Regions from separate parts of the Homo sapiens genome. Here region 2 is linked to region 1. Evidence: chromatin loops called from intact Hi-C (ENCODE). Cell type or tissue: PC-9. All regions are shown on one strand. Each heading gives the region's core, and the rest is flanking DNA. Links, peaks and the distances in the headings are about the cores only.

The links. A loop is a pair of places that touch in the nucleus more often than their neighbours do. Peaks named below come from ENCODE experiments on the same cell type or tissue, not always from the same donor. Only the 100,000 strongest peaks of a DNase experiment are listed, where the experiment ranks them.
Region 2: a loop joins it to region 1, with 14 times the contacts of the local background. A loop is called at or near these places in 2 of 110 quality-filtered maps.

What each region holds. Positions count from the first base shown.
Region 1 is chr2:232,383,387-232,388,747 of GRCh38, reverse strand. It overlaps the pseudogene ECEL1P2. Among named protein-coding and RNA genes, the nearest start is that of ALPP, 7.3 kb to the right of the region's middle. In PC-9, for the core only: CTCF peaks have their summits at 2,522 and 2,724; a DNase peak (open chromatin) is centred at 2,837; H3K4me3 peaks cover 542 bases; H3K27ac peaks cover 3,003 bases.
Region 2 is chr2:232,327,347-232,332,707 of GRCh38, reverse strand. DIS3L2 (DIS3 like 3'-5' exoribonuclease 2) reads right to left here. Exons shown (of 21, transcript NM_152383.5): 15 at 2,712-2,895; 16 at 1,932-2,018. Among named protein-coding and RNA genes, the nearest start is that of ALPP, 49 kb to the left of the region's middle. RefSeq lists enhancers at 2,160-3,133, 4,228-4,277, 4,348-4,617. In PC-9, for the core only: no CTCF peak of the experiment used is centred there; a DNase peak (open chromatin) is centred at 2,327.

The sequences.
Region 1 (5,361 bases), core at 77-5,076:
GCACTCCATCAGGGCCCCCTTATCCTTTAGGAGGAGTCCTCCCCGGCCGGTGCTCCAGGGCTGTGGGCTGGGGCATGACGGCCCCCAGCTGCGTAGCTCCAGCCCCTTTCTAGCCGGCTGGTGGGCAGCTCGTAATGGGGACGCGGGATCCGAAGGGACCCCTCCCGGGAGTACCCGCTGCCCTTACTGGTCCTGGGACACGGCTGGACCCCTCGGGCTGGCAGCTCGGCGGCAGAAAAGGCAGCGGGCGCTGGGAGACAGCGGCTGCCCACGCAGTTCTGCTCAGGCTCAGGCTCTGGTTTCGAGCGGGCCCGCTAGTCCTGGTCCTGCTCGAGTGCGCACCTGCGGGGTAAATGGCGCCGAATCCCTGCAGCCGTTGCCGCCATCGCGGCCGCTGCGCGGAGCCTCCCGGCTTCGTCTCCTTGCGCCCCGCGGGAGGTGAAACTTCACCCAAGTTTGGGTTCTGGGGAGAACGTATTGAAGCCGGGAGTGGCTCGGGTCGGGGTCACAGACTGGGAATGGGGGTGGGTGGGGGGACGGAGCCGGTCTCCATCAGGGCCGTCCAGGGGGTGGGCTGTGTATCCACGACCCTGGGGCGTTGGCGCTCGCCCCTGGGGAAGGAGCGGGTGGGCTGTCGGGCCACCGAGTAGAAGGAGCCAGCGATCGGGGTTGAGTGGTAGATCCTGCGGACTTCCGCAAGGACAAAGTTTGGTTCTTTGGCCGCTTTGTGGAGCCTCTGTCTGTGTCCAGCGCGGAAAGCGGAAAGTGCAGCATAGACGCGCTCCTGACCCCACCTCCTCACTCCAGCCTCCGCTTCTCCACCCCCCACCCCCATTCTGCCCGGCCTTGGCTGGGGCAGGTCCTGGACCAGAAAGGCGAAGGGAAGAGGGACAGCCTTTCAATGAAGGCCCACTACGTGCCAGGCCCCGTGCCTGGCTCCTCCCCCTTCCCATCAGGGCCCTCCCAACCCAGGGACCCGCACGTGTGTGCAGGGAGGGGGACAGGGGAGAAGACTCCACTGTGCACGCGGGGGTGGTGGCCCCGCCGAGCCCTCCTGGTCCCTGGTTTCCCCAGTGAATGAGGCTCGCGGCTGGGGCCTCTGCACCCAGGCCTGTGTCTCTCCTCGCGGTGCCCCGGAACCCCGTCGGGCTGCGGCGTCTCATTAGCCTGCCTCTGTCCTTCCCGCAGCTGAGGCCCCAGGGGCCACGCGGAGGCTCACGAGGAGGCCGGCGGCCACGCGCATCCCGTAGCCCAGGTGGCCCAGGGCTGCACCCCGGCGGCCTCGGCGCCATGGAGTCCTGGTATTCGCTGATGGCGCACTACGATGAGTTCCAGGAGGTCAAGTATGTGAGTCACTGCGGCGCGGGGGGCGCTTGCGGGGACTTTCTGCCCGCAGGCCACCGGGCCCAGGCCGGGCTGCAGCTCTGGAAGCGGCGCAAGTTGAACCTGCTGTCGGGCTGGTGTTTGCAGCCGGCCTCTGCTCCATCCTGGCGGCTATGCTGGTGCTCAAGTACCTGGGCCCGGTCGCGGCCGGCGGCGGAGCCTGTCCTGAAGGCTGTCCTGAGCGCAAGACTTCGCGTGCACCGCTCGCTTCTTGGCCGCCAACCTGGACGCCAGCATCGACCCATGCCAGGACTTATACTCGTTCGCCTGCGGCGGCTGGCTGCGGCGCCATGCCATCCCCGACGACAAGCTCACCTACGGCACCATCGCGGCCATCGGCTAGCAGAACGAGGAGCGCCTGCGGCGCCTGCTGGCTCGGCCCAAGGGTGGACCCGGCGGCGCTGCCCAGCACTAGGTGCGCTCCTTCTTCCGCTTGTGCCTCGAGATGCGCGAGATCGAACGACTGAACCCGCTGCTCATGCTGGAGGTCATCGAGGACTGCGGGGGCTGGGACCTGCGCGGCGCGGCGGAGCGCCGGGGGGTTGCTGCGCGATGGGACCTCAACTGGCTGCTGTAAAAAAGTGCAGGGCGTGTACAGCGCCGCCGCGCTCTTCTCGCTTATGGTCAGCCTGGACGACAGGAACTCTTTGCGCTACGTCGTCCGTGTGAGTGCGCGCGTTGAGCGCCCCGCCAGCTGCCGTAGACCCGGGGCGCAGTGGCCTTGCCCAGGGGTCCCTGAGGGCGGGAGGAGGGTGCGCGAGAGGAGAGGAAGGGAAAGCAGGGGAGGGGAGGGAGCGCACAGTGGCAGCGCGCGGGAGGAGGTCATAAGTAATTTCCCCGGGGTAACTGCGGTGTTCAGCGGTGCAGCCATTTCCCAGCCCTCTGGCAGGCAGTGGGGAGCGGGTGGGGTGCGCGGCAATATATTCAAGCTTATGTACAAAGCATTTGAGGTCTAGTTGAAGAAACAACTTGAAGAATGGTCTCGCAGCAATTACAAACAAATACCCTTCAGCAATTACAAGAAGGCTTTCAATGACTGAACCCGAATACTTGGTTGTCTGGGTTAAACATACGCATTTGGGTGATGGCCGCTATATTCTTTTTTGTATCTGATTGCTAGGGTGATGGCCGCTATATTCTTTTTTGTATCTGATTGCTAGGCTTCTGTAAATGGCTCTGTGCTGCCACCCGAAGCATCTATGACCAGGGAAGAAGGATAGAAGCTTATTTTGCGTTGGATAACCAGCAAGCTCTAAGAATTAAAGAAGGGGGAGATGTGGGGGGTGCACGACGATATATTCAAACTTATGTACAAGGCATTTGAGCTCGAGGCATGGAAAAATACTGAGGCACTGTGTGTACGTTGTTTGTGCGTGAGAATGTAACTCCTTGACACTGAAAACAGGACAAGGAGTGGAATGTGTGATAAGGAGCGCTGAAAACAGCCTCCTAGGAATGTGGTCTGAGTGCTTTTACAAGGCCGTATGTGCCTCATGACCCCACGGCAAAAACCCATCTGGTGGATGTTTGTGGTTTAACAAGCCTTCTAATAAATACTTGGCGGATGGATTTTGGGGCGGCACTCTCTCAGAGGAGTTGCCGCCTGCCCCACTCAGCTGGAATTGTCTGAGTACTTCATTCTCTGGCGTTCACAGCAGCTACAAGCTGCAAGGGGTGACCCCAACGTGACCACCTTGAAATTACGCGTGGAGCAGGTCGACTCATCAACTTTGGGTACTAAAAATACCAAAACTTAGCTGGGCGTGGTGGCGGGTGCCTGTAATCGCAGCTACTCAGGAGGCTGAGGCAGGAGAATTGCTTGAACCCGGGAGGCAGATGTTGCAGTGAGCCGAGATCGCGCCATTGCACTCCAGCCTGGGCAATAAGAGCGAAACTCTGTCTCAAACAAAACAAAACTCTTGCTAAGGAAAGAGCAAATTTTTGAGCAGAAGTTTGAAAATATTTATTTGACACTTGATTTTGGGGTAAACAATGTATTAGACTCATAAACACTCATACCTACACAGGAAAAGGAAGCTTGAGAACAGAATGACCTAATTTCAGAATAATCTTTTTCCTCTTCTTCTTCTTCTTTTTCTTCTTCTTCTTCTTCCTCTTCTTCCTCTTCCTCTTCCTCCTCTTCTTCTTCTTCCTCTTCTTCCTCCTCCTCTTCCTCTTCCTCCTCCTCTTCTTCTTTTCCTCCTCCTCCTCCTCCTCCTCCTCCTCCTCCTCCTCCTCCTCCTCCTCCTTCTTCTTCTTCTTCTTCTTCTTCTTCTTCTTCTTCTTCCTTCTTCTTCTTCCTTCTTCTTCTTCTTCTTGGGATGGAGTTTCACTCTCGTCACCCAGGCTGGAGTGCAATGGTGCGATCTCGGCTCACTGCAACCTCTGCCTCCCGGATTCAAGCGATTCTCTTGTCTCAGCCTCCTGAGTAGCTAGGATTACGAGTGCCTGCCACCACACCTGGCTAATTTTTGTATTTTTAGTAGAGACAGGATTTCACCATGATGGCCAGGCTGGTCTCAAACTTCTGACCTCAAGTGATCTGCCTGTCTCGGCCTCCCAAAAGGCTGGGATTACAAGCATGAGCCACAACTCCTGGCCAGAATAATCTGTTTTTAAAATGTCTTCACTTTTAAAATATAGAAGTCCTTGGGTGTGAGCACTCATGTAAAACCTAAACATGCAGCACCTCCACATTGGTTAGAAAGAGGAACTTTCTAACCCACTGACAACTGGGAAGATAGAAATACACTAGCTGGATTTTACCAAAACCTTTGCATATTTGGTGGATGGAATGTAACAATGAGTATGATGATTTAGTAAGGCCAGCTAATGGTGTCTACCTTCTGTTCACCTCCCATATTTTTATGACAGCCACTAAAACCTAGAATTAGAAAAGAAAAAAAACTGTCCTGAGAGAGCCAGGTCCTCAAATACATGTATATATTTTTCCAGACAGGGTCTTGCTCTGTTGCCCAGGCTAGAGTGCAGTGGAGCAATCTTCTTTCACTGCAGCCTCGACCTCCCTGGACTCAGTTGTTGTTTTTGCAGAGACGGGATCTCACTATGTTGCCCAGGCTATTCTCAAACTCCTGAACTCAAGCGATCCTACCCGCTCTTCCTGCCAAAGTGCTGTGATTGCAGGTGTTGAGCCGCCATGCCTGCCAAATAGATGTTTTACAATGTTAAAATAATTTTCATATGCAAGGAAGCATTCAATCATGCTAATATTTCTAGTGAGCACAAAATGCTTGCTTTTTTTTTTTTCTTAAGACAGAGTGGCTCTGTCGCACAGGCTGGAGTGCAGTGGTATGATCTCAATTCACTGCAACCTCCCAGGTTCAATCAATTCTCCTGCCTCAGCCTCCCAAGTAGCTGGGATTACAGGTGCCGACCACCACGCCCGGCTAATTTTTGTAGTTTTAGTAGAGACCGTGTTTTAGTTTAGACCAGTTTTAGTTTCACCATGTTGGCTGGGCTGGTCTCAAACTCCTCACTTCAGGTGATCCTCCCACCACAGCCTCCTGAGTAGCTGGGACCACAGGCATGGGCCACGAGGCTTGGCTAATTTTTGTATTTTTTGTAATAGTGTAAACTTTGCTGGAAAATGTGGCTGATTTCACCTTTAATTCTTTTCGGCCAGACACGTGGCTCACACCTGTAATCCCAAACTTTGGGAGGCCAAGGCGGGTGGATCACCTGAGGTCAGGAGTTGGAGACCTGCCTGGCCAATATGGTGAAACCCCGTCTCTACTAAAAATACAAAAACTAGCCAGGCATGGTGGTGCACACTTGTTGACCCCTGGCTACTTGGGAGGGTGAGGCAGGATAATGGCTTGAATCTGGGAGGCAGAGGTTGCAGTGAGCCGAGACAAGGTCATTGCACTCCAGCCTGGGCAACAGAGTGAGGCTCTGCCTCAAATAAAAAAAATTCTTTTCAATGTTCTTTTGGGGCAGGTGTGGTACTCACCAAGCATG
Region 2 (5,361 bases), core at 164-5,163, 56 kb after region 1:
CCCGGGGGCTGAGACACAGAGGGCTGAGTTCCAAAGGCCCTTGTGCTGGGCAGGAGGCAGGACTGGGGCAGGGGGAGATACCGAGAGTCTCTAGGGACCAGCGCATAGCCCGTCCCAGCTGGGGCCACAGCCCCTGAAGCTGTTTGTCCTGCAGTCCCCGAGCTTTCAGGGCTGGGTGTCAGGGCCAGTGCTACTGCCTGGGAGCGAGTGAACGGGTTCCTCGCAGAGGTCCAAGGTCACGCCTGTATGTCTCTCTGGCTCCCTTGCTCCCTGGCTGCTGTACACACTCACCCTCCTGTGCCCTTGGCCAGACAGACAGCCGGCTCCCGTTACTCTGTGCACACGGGCCCTGGAATCCAGGGCGCAGCTGATGGTGACCTGCTCCGCTCCCTAACTCCACTTCCCTTCCAGCCCCTGCTGGGCCCTGGGTTAAGTCGGGGGCAAGTCTCTGGGGGAGGTGGGCACAGCCTCCACTCCCAGACATGTCTGGGCTTTGTTCTCAGTGGTGGCCCAGTTCCCCAGATGACCTGGGTGAGGTTGATGAAGGGCCCTGGCCCCTCTTGGCTGGTGGAGGTGGCTCAGGGTCGGGTGGGATGGGTGGGGACCATGGCTTTCCCACAGGCCCAGCCATCCCTGGGACAGCCCTCGGACAGCCCTGGTGTCCTGATGCAGATGCTCACTGGGGACTGTGTGCCCCCTCACACCTTTCTGTGCTCTCTGCTGCTGCCCTGCCCTGTCCCCACCCCAGTTCCCGGGGCTGAGGAACAGGAGCACCGCAGACCTGGTAACTCTCTGCCATCGGATTCCCGGGCAAGGGCACCTCTGAGCTCCCTGGGAGGCGAGCCAGGAGAATGCAGGCTTTTCGGGCTCTGGCTAACTCCGGAGCGGCTCCGATCTCTGGAGCTCCAGCTTGGCTTGTACCTCCTTGGAGGTGATGGCGTCAGAGGCAGGGACATGGGAGGGGCCCCAGCAGGGCAGAGCCAGAGGCAGTTCTGGGACTCAGGGGCTGCTGTGCCTTCTCTGCCAGGCCTAGAGCCGCTGCAGTGTAGAACAGAGAGAGCCCAGTGGGCACGGCCCAGCCCCTCTCCGCTGTGGGTGCCACAGGTGCTTGGCTGGGCAGACACTTGTGACTGGGGGCAGGTCACGGTGACCAGGCCCAAGCAGGCCCTGATGGCTTCAAACCCAGCAGAGCTTGAAGTGTCAGAAAATAAATCCACTGAGGTCAGCTGAAGCCATCAGTTCTTGTGAACAGATTGAATCTGCCGAGTGACCGAGCCCCTAAAATACAGCCTGTCTCTGCCCCTGGGCCGGGGTGGGACCCAGAGCCGACCCATCAGCATCCACTGCTCCCGCTGACCCGAGGGTCCTCTGGGGTCCTGGTCCCAGGATGCTCGGGCCCTGCATGGGGGAAGCTCAGCCTGGGGCGCTGTGACAGGCATCCCAGAGCAAGCCCAGCTGTCCACCCCACAGGCTGCCACCTCCCTGCAGGCCCAGGCCTAGGCCCCCGGCCAAGTCCGCTTCTTTCCCACACTGGCCAGAGGCTGACAGCTAGTTCTGGACTCCACATGTGGGGATGGAGGCTGCGGAGTGTTCCCTGGGACAGGAAACCACATGGGACCCTGTCTCTCCTCCAGGACCCCAGCCTGACAGGAGGTCTCAGTAGCCCCTCAGCTCCAGGGCACTCTGTCCTTGAGCGAGTGTGAGCAGGAGACAGCGGCTCAAACTCAAGAGGCTCAGGGTGCCCCCTCCTAGGTGCTGCCTGGGGTCGGCCTCCTCTCCCACCCTCTGGCAGAGGAGGAGCAGCCCCCGTCCACCCAGCCATGTCCAGAGCAGGCAGGAACGGTGGGGGCCTGTGCTTGCACGTGGAGGTCACAGGTCTGGGGCTAGTGTGCTCCTGGGAGCAGGGGAGGCCGGGGCTGGGCCCTCCTTACCTGCATGGGCCGGGAGCACATGTTGGTGAGCACCTCCTTGCGGGCCAGTGAGTACTTGTCATCTCCAAATGTTTGGGTCAGGCTTTTCTAGAAGCAAATCCCAGAAACCTATGTGACGTGTGGTCCAGCTCGGGCAGAGACTCTGGGCCCTGTCATCCGCTGAGCACCTCATGCCCGGCTCTGGGGGGAGGAGTTGCCTGTGGGGCTCAGCCCTGCTCAGAGGGGATGGGTGGGGAGAGGGGGCAGCCGCCCACACCCTGTGGCCCACACTTCCATGTTTTTGCTGGCTGGCCTGGACTCACTGGGCTCCAGCTCTCTGGCCTGGGGCACCTGCCTTCCCCTCCCAGGGTTGGGCCTGGGTGAGATGTCTCCCTCCTCCAGGACCACAGCCAAGGCCCTGGGTTTCTTAGCTTTGCCCCAGGCAGGGAGCACCTGAAAGTACCCACCAGGAACATTCCCGGGATTCCTACAATTCCAGCCCCGACTCTGAAAGCCTCTGGGCCCAAGACCAGCCCTTTCTGGCCACAGGACCCCTGCCCTCTGCTAGGCCTCCAGGGTCCCCCCGCTTGGCACAGTCCTGGTGAAGGGGCAGGTCCCACTGTCAGGGCCCCTGTGACTCAGAGGGGCCCTTTCTCCCAGGGCCTCCTTCCCTACAGGAGAGACCTGGCTGAAGGGGAGGGACTCTGGGGGGAAGCAGAGGCCGCTGGACCACCCCACCTTCCAGGTCTTTCTCTTCTTTCCCCCAAGCAGGGCCTCCCCCGAATCCTGCCCACCACTCACATTGAGGGCTCCTGCGGAGCTGAAGTCCACGGGCAGCCCCATCTGGTCGCAGAATTCCACCAGGTCACTGAGCATCCTTGTTTGGGGCGGGGGGTGCCGGCGCAGCAGGGCCTGCTCGGGGAAGGCGCGGTGGATCTTGTGGGCCACTGCCATGTTGGCCAAGAGCATGAACTCCTCCACGAGCCTGCAGAGGGTGGGTGGGATGGGAGGGACCGCTGGGGTTTGGGGACAGGTGCGCAGGCTTTCCCACGCTGCAGCCGGCCTGGCTCTCTATCAATCACCCTTCAGGTCTCAGCTTAAAGACAACCTCCCAGCTACCTCATCTCATGTGTTCCGCCAAGTCCCTGTCTTGCCCAGCACCCCCATGGTCTCCCTGCACCAGTTGGTCTACACCGCCTTCTCCTCTGACTGGTTAGCTCCTGTGCTGGCTCTCCCAGAGGGGGACCCTGGAGAGCAGGGAAGCACCCATCTATTAAATAATTCACTGCAGCAGCCCCAGAGCTCAGCAGCCCACCCAATCCAGAGAAGGCACCGAGGAAAGATCTCTGCTGAATGACAGGATGCCTGGAACACTCGGGCAGCCCAGGCTGTAAGAGGGCACCATGCTCGCCCAGGGCATGGGAACCCTGGGGCCCCAGCTCAGCCCCTGCTCTGAGGGCTCCCTGAGGCATGTGGCAGTGGTGAGTGGACCAAGGACCCCACAGTCCCAGGAGTGCTGGGCTCCCTTCTCCTCTGGGGACGGTGCCTTGTTGGAGGGAAGCCTCCCAACAGGGTCTCTGAGGGTAGACAGGACAGTCTGAGGCAGCAGGAGGGAAGCCCTCACCAGAGGACAGGGCAGGAGTGGGGATGGGGTGAGACCCCAGAGTCACCCTTTCAGGGGCTGCTGCTCTGGCTTTGCAGCACTTGGGTGTCTGTCATTAGACTCAACAGTCACTGTGAATGGATGTGGCTCCCCACAGAAGGACTGAGCAGGCCAAGGTCCCAGACTGAAGGAGCGGGGACCGATAGGCGATGTGGGACATGAACCAGGCAAAGGCTGGGGGGCTGGTATCACACAGCACTGAGGTCAGCACCACTGACCCTACCACCAAATCTGGGGCAGGAGGCCACGCACTTCTTTTTCCCGCCTTTGGTGGGACAAGAAGATCACACATGTGCACAAGAGCTGGAGCCTGTTGTGATGGGCCAGCCTTGGGCATGTCCTCATGCCTTGGTGACCAGGACCCTCTTCATGGGGAAAGCCGCCCCCTCAGGGAGACATGGGGCTATCGGGGCCTTGACCAGCCTGGGGGGACTCTGCCTTCCCTGCCTTTCCCCAGCCTTCATGCCCAGCCCTGAGCTTTCCCCTTGAGTGAGAGAGATCAGGGAGGAAGCTCCCGCAGGCCTGGCTGCAGCCAGAACCCTGCCATCAACTTCCCTTCCTGGAGGTGTGAGTAGTGCTGCGGGTGAGCCTCGTCATCTGGCCATGCTCGTGGAAAGAAAGCCAGCCACCGAGAGAGAGAGCCCTGGCATATAGAGCCCCTCCTCCACCCAGGGTGGGCCTGCCAGGGCAGACGTGTGGCTGTGCTCTGCCAGGATGTCCTGAGAGCATATCTGCCTCCCCAGGGAGCCTGAGATGCAGAGGAAGAAGGGCTGGGAAATGCCCCAGGAGGGCAGGCACCACCTGGAGAGGAGGGAAGCCAGCCCAGCACCCCTAGCGCCTCCCCTGGGGACTAGTGGGGACTTTTTTGGGCTGGCTCATGGCACACAGTAAGGCAGGTGACAGCTGGGATGTGTGACCACAAGGATCAAGCTTCAGCCTGCCCTTCTACCACACAGGACACCCAGCAGGTAAAAGGAGGAGCATCCATGTTGCCCTCTGGGTGGCAGTAACGGCCTGTGATGTGCCACCCCACCTCCCAGCCCTAATCTGTGCTTGTGCCCACCACTTCCTGCCAAAAACCCTGTGTTCAAGCCCTTAACCCACTACAAGTCTCCCAAGCCCAGGTTTGACTCTCAGCTCCACAACTTTCTTGCCGTGGGATTCTGAACAAATCACAGAGCCCTCCCCATCCTCTGTCTCAAATGCAGGACAGGGGTCACAATGGCACCTGCTCAGGGCTGTCATGGACGCAGAGAAAACAGGTTCTGCACTGGCAGGCCCTCTGCCTGATGCATTGAAAGCCCTCAGGACGCAGGCACTGTTCTCCTGTTGCCCCACCTGCCCCCCACATGGCCAGCTGGGGGTCTCCTCAATATGCCCTGTGATTTTCATCCCTGCCATCAATCTGTGTTCCTCAATTCTTTTGAAGCCTCCCTGAAAAGCAGGCTGCAGTCCCCCACATGAACACTGACTGTTCTAGGCTCACCTGTATCACTGTCTGGTGCCATTAGACTGTTCTTATTCGGATTTCATAATAAGATATTGTGAACCCAAGAGGAATCAAAATTCCTGCTTGAAAAATAATCTGATACTGGTCAGGCCATCAGCACGGAAATACTTCAGATGCACACAATCATGCGTACTTTTGCCCTCTCACTCCATAAAAACTACTATGTGCCAGGCACGGTTCTGGACTTTTCTCCCCATGCAGTCGGACAATCCTCCTGGGCAGGAGCATCCAGGCAATTCTGTGGTGCCTGCTTTCCCCTCCAGCCCAGCTGCAGGCTT